Regions from separate parts of the Homo sapiens genome. Here region 2 is linked to region 1. Evidence: read pairs that join two places in POLR2A ChIA-PET (ENCODE). Cell type or tissue: CD4-positive, alpha-beta T cell. All regions are shown on one strand.

What was found. Peaks named below come from ENCODE experiments on the same cell type or tissue, not always from the same donor. Only the 100,000 strongest peaks of a DNase experiment are listed, where the experiment ranks them.
Region 2: POLR2A ChIA-PET joins it to region 1 with 6 read pairs; 3 of 35 experiments call an interaction of 5 or more read pairs at or near these places.

What each region holds. Positions count from the first base shown.
Region 1 is chr6:18,244,311-18,246,810 of GRCh38, reverse strand. All of the region lies in intron 7 of DEK (DEK proto-oncogene), which reads left to right. Among named protein-coding and RNA genes, the nearest start is that of DEK, 19 kb to the left of the region's middle. RefSeq lists a silencer at 1,122-1,181. In CD4-positive, alpha-beta T cell, no CTCF peak of the experiment used is centred here; a DNase peak (open chromatin) is centred at 1,050.
Region 2 is chr6:17,973,777-17,976,276 of GRCh38, reverse strand. The region is part of intron 2 of KIF13A (kinesin family member 13A); the gene reads left to right. Among named protein-coding and RNA genes, the nearest start is that of KIF13A, 13 kb to the left of the region's middle. In CD4-positive, alpha-beta T cell, no CTCF peak of the experiment used is centred here; no DNase peak of the experiment used is centred here.

The DNA.
Region 1 (2,500 bases):
TGTTCAGTTTCCTCTGTAAAATGAGGATTTTGAACTGTATAGTCAAATATACTCTATTCATTGTTGAAGTAAGAAATCTTATGCAAGCCGAGTAAGTTTATAGTTCTCCTTTGGCTAATTATATGAGGTTAAATTGTATTTATTTTCCTCCTAGTTTCATGTTTAACTTTAGATGTGTAGAAGACTAAGGTGTTTATAAGTAAATTCAGTGTTAAGATGAAATCACTGAAATCCATATAGTTAATTGAAATGACAGTTTTACAAAAGTAATTTAAAAGAAAATGTCAGATTTAGCATATTAGCTGATAATTGCTAAAGCACTTGTTTGAGGTTTTCTGTACCTGTACCTCTACCTCTGTTTTTATGATATGCAGTGAGTGAGTCACAATAGTTTTGCAATTCTTTTCCTTGTAATTAAATAAAAGAGTATTCTTTGTGAGAGTAACTTCAGAAAGAAATCCCTTTATAAAAGAGCCATTTTGAATTTCCTTATTAGCTTGTCTCTTGGACATTGGCTTTTTAGAACAGTAAAAGGAGAGCAATTGGGAAGGAAGTGGTGGATGATTTTCTTTTTTTCTTTTGATGAGAAATAGGAAAATAAACAGGTTATTTTCTCTAAATTGATTATGAAAATCAGCTGGTTCCTATGTGGGATTAGCTTCTTCAGGGCAGGATTGCTAAAATGAGTGTATTAGTCCTTTCTCACGCTGTTAATAAAGACATACCCAAGACTGAGTAATTTTAAAGGAGTTTAGTTGACTCACAGTTCCACATGGCTGGGGTGGCCTCACAATCATGGTGGAAGGCGAATGAGGAGCAAAGACCCATCTTACGCGGCAGCAAGCAAGAGGGTATGTATAGGGCAACTCCCTTTTATAAAACCATCAGATCTGGTGAGACTGTTTCACTGTCATGAGAACAGCATGAGAAAAACCCACCCTCGTGATTCAGTTACCTCCCACTGGGTCCCTCCCACAACGTGGGGATTATTACAATTCAAGGTGAGATTTGGGTGGGGACACAGAGCCAAACCGTATCAATGAGCCGTTGAGGTTAAACCACATTTGGTCATAAACCACATTTGGTCATGCTATTCACAGGTGTTAACCTTGAGGCATAGAGAAATTACTGCAGAGTACAGAAAAAAGGGGGAAATAGTACATATTGGAGAAAACAATTCTAACAGTCTTTTAGACTCTTTAAAAGCATATTTTATTTCTTTTTCATCTTATCCTAATACCTCTGTCTTCAATTTTTATTTTCTAGTGTTTTTATAGCGCATACGTATCTCGAAAGTATGAAACAAACTGTGGAGTTTTACGAGTATTTAGAATTTATCTGAATGTTGCCATATGTTATCAGGAATGTTTTCTGCTGAAATAATTGTCAGCCTTACTAATAATGTTCGAAACAGGAGTTTATTTTTCTTTCATGACAAGAAGCCCACAGACAGGGACATTCTAGGGCCAGTACAGCAGTTCAAGAAAGGAATTGAGGATGTGGGTACTGTCCTTTCCTGATCTCTCATCTTTAGTATATGGCAATTAACTTCATGATCACAAGGTGGTTGTTTTACCTTTAGACATTGTATTCATGTTCCAGATAAGGAAGAGCAAAAGGTTTTCTTCTAGTGATGTTTTGGCTTTTTTCCCTGAATGGGATGCCTTTTACCAGAGATCTCCATATACATGGCATCAGCCAGCACTTTGTTGTCTGCCCACCTAACTGCAAGAGAAGCTCTGAGATCTAGGTGTCAGCTTTCCTACCTTTATAAGAGGAAGGCAGATCAAAAGTGGGTGGTTCAGTGAGCCATCTTACAATGTTTGCCAAGTCAGAGAAACTCCATTATAATTTTTGGTAAACTATCTATTTGGACCATTCAAGGGATTATCTGGTAGTGGTAAGGTGAATGTGAAAGTTTTGTTAGTCCTTTCACATTGTGTTTTAGAAAACTAAACTATCTCTTCCTCTCACACGTTGATCAGAGGAATTGCAAAATCTGTATAAACCATTTAAACCTTTCGTTGGAAGGCAGAATTGAATAATCACCATACTAAAACCCATTTAAACTTGCTTTCATAATCTTCTGTGAAATATAACTAGACTTGCACATTCTTTCCTCTTGGCATTCTGAGTTTTCTCAGCCAAATTGTTGAAAGAATAGTGTATTTTAAGCTAATTTTTATTTTGTTCATCTGTTCACCCAGTACAACCTTTCTGCTGTGAGGACAGAATTCTGGCTCTGTGACAGGCGTCTTTTTTGGAGACCCTCCTTCAAGAGCCCTGCTGCCTATAAATCATAGGTAAGCCTTGCTTTCCCAAGATTTTTTTTGCCTTCCTTCAAAAAGTGCTTATGTCATTCCTCTGATTCTGTACCTTCATGGTTATCAGAGACAGGGAGAATCCCCTTCACGTTTTTGAAACTTCTGTATTACTGATCCTTTAAAAATTTAGGTTATAGTACATTGTACTATCTGACATTAATGGCAGCTGTTCATTT
Region 2 (2,500 bases), 270 kb after region 1:
GGGCTCCTGTGCAGCCCGAGCCTCCCTGACGAGCGCCGGCCCCTTCTCCACCGCGCCCAGTCCCATCGACCACCCAAGGGCTGAGGAGTGCCGGCGTGAGAGTGGCAGGTAGCTCCACCTGCAGCCCCGGTGCGGGATCCACTGGGTGAAGCCAGCTGGGCTCCTGAGTCTAGTGAGGATGTGGAGAAGCTTTATGTCTAGCTCAGGGACTGTAAATACACCAATCGGCATTCTGTATCTAGCTCAAGGTTTGTAAACATACCAATCAGCACCCTGTGTCTAGCTCAGGGTTTGTGAATGCACCAATCGACACTGTATCTAGCTACTCTGGTGGGGCCTTGGAGAACCTTTATGTCTAGCTCAAGGATTGTAAATACACCAATCGGCACTCTGTATCTAGCCCAAGGTTTGTAAACACCAATTAGCACCCTATGTCTAGCTCAGGGTTCGTGAATGCACCAATTGACACTCTGTATCTAGCTACTCTGGTGGGGCCTTGGAGAACGTTTGTGTGGACTCTGTATCTAGCTAATCTAATGAGGACGTGGAGAACCTTTGTGTCTAGCTCAGGGATTGTAAACGCACCAATCAGCGCCCTGTCAAAACAGACCTCTGGGCTCTACCAATCAGCAGGATGCGGGTGGGGCCAGATAAGAGAATAAAAGCAGGCTGCCCGAACTAGCGGCAGTAACTTGTTCGCGTTTTGTTCTGTACTGGAAGCTTTTTTTTCTTTTGGTCTTTGCAATGAATTATGTTGCTGCTCCCTTTTTGGGCCTACATTGTCTTTATAAGCTGTAACGCTCACCGCTGAAGGTCTGTAGCTTCACTTTTGTAAGCTAGCGAGATCACGAACCCACCAAAAGGAAAAAACTCCAGACGCGCCAACTTAAGATTTGTAATATTCATTGTGAGGGTCCGCAGCTTCATTCTTGAAGTTAGTGAGACCAAGAACCTACTAATTCGGAACACAGTCTCAGCTCATTGCAACCTTCACCTCCCAGATTCAAACAATTCTCCTGCCTGAGCCTTCCGAGTAGCTGGGATTACAGAAACCTGCCACCCCGCCTGCTAGTTTTTTTTTATTTTTTTATTTTTAGTAGAGATAGGGTTTCACTATGTTGGCCAGGCTGGCCTTAAACTGCTGACCTCAAATGATCTGCCCTCCTCTTTCTCTCAAAGTTCTGGGATTACAGGTGTGAACCACTGCGCCCAGCTGGGAATGTGCATTTCTAACAAGTTCCCAGGTGATGGCTGATGCTGGTAGCTTGGGACCAAGCTTTGAGAACTAGTCTAGACCAGCACTGTCCAATAGAACTTCCTGAGATGATGGAAATATGCTATATCTTCACTGTCCAATGTGGTAGCCAGTAGCCCTATGTGATCATTGAATACTTGACATGTGGTTATGATCAAGGAATTTAACTTTTATTTTCATTGATTTAAACAGCTATATGTGGCCAGTGCATTAAGCAACATGGATGTGGACTTTGGTTCTCAACCTTAGCTGCACCACAGAATTTCCTGGGATGCTTTAAAAATAGATGGTTGGGTCCCAGACCCAGAGATTCTCACTTAATTGGGCTGTAGTGCACCTTGGACACTAGGATTTTTTTTAAAAAAGCTTCCCAGGTGTCCCAGTTACTATTGTTGCTTAACTACTCTAAAACTTAGTGGTCTAAAAAAAACTCCATTTTACTAATACCCATGAATTCTGTAGGTTAGGAATCTGAACAGGGCAAAGTACATATGACGTGTCTTTGCTCCACAGTGTCTGGGGGTATAGCCATCCAAAGGTTTGACCAGGTTGAATGCCCAAGACTTAACGCACATGGTTGGCTGTTGATTCTCATGTGTGGCCAAGGTTGAAAACCGTCGGTCTAGTATAGTAAACGAGGTTCCCGCCGGGCGCAGTGGCTCAAGCCTGTAATCCTAGCACTTTGGGAGGCCGAGGTGGGCAGATCATGAGGTCAGGAGTTCCAGACCAGCCTGGCCAACATGGTGACACCCCATCTCTACTAAAAATACAAAAAAGCCGGGCATGTTGGCGTGTGCCTGTAATCCCAGCTACTCAGGAGGCTGAGGTAGGAGAATCGCTTGAACCCGGGAGGTGGAGGTTGCAGTGAGCTGAGATCACGCCATTGCACTCCAGCTTGGGTGACAGAGCAAGACTCCGTCTCAAAAAAATAAAAATAAAAAACCAGGTTCCTAACATAAGGACTCTCTAAACAGATGTATTTAATTAAAGTGCATCTTGCTATTTGTTTTTACTTGAATTACATTAGAGGGGAAAGAATTACCTAACTTATCTAAATGCAAAGTACTTGCCTATCCTTCACCTGATACCAACTTGTTAGAAGGCACAGGTTCTTTCTAAGCTTTCTGGTTTGAGAGTTGTGGGCTCCAGTTCCCTGTTTCCAGTCCTGTAATGATGTGACAATTCTAGCAAAGCCATGGGGACCACATCCATGCAGAGGCTCCGATCTGGGCTATGGAGCAGCAG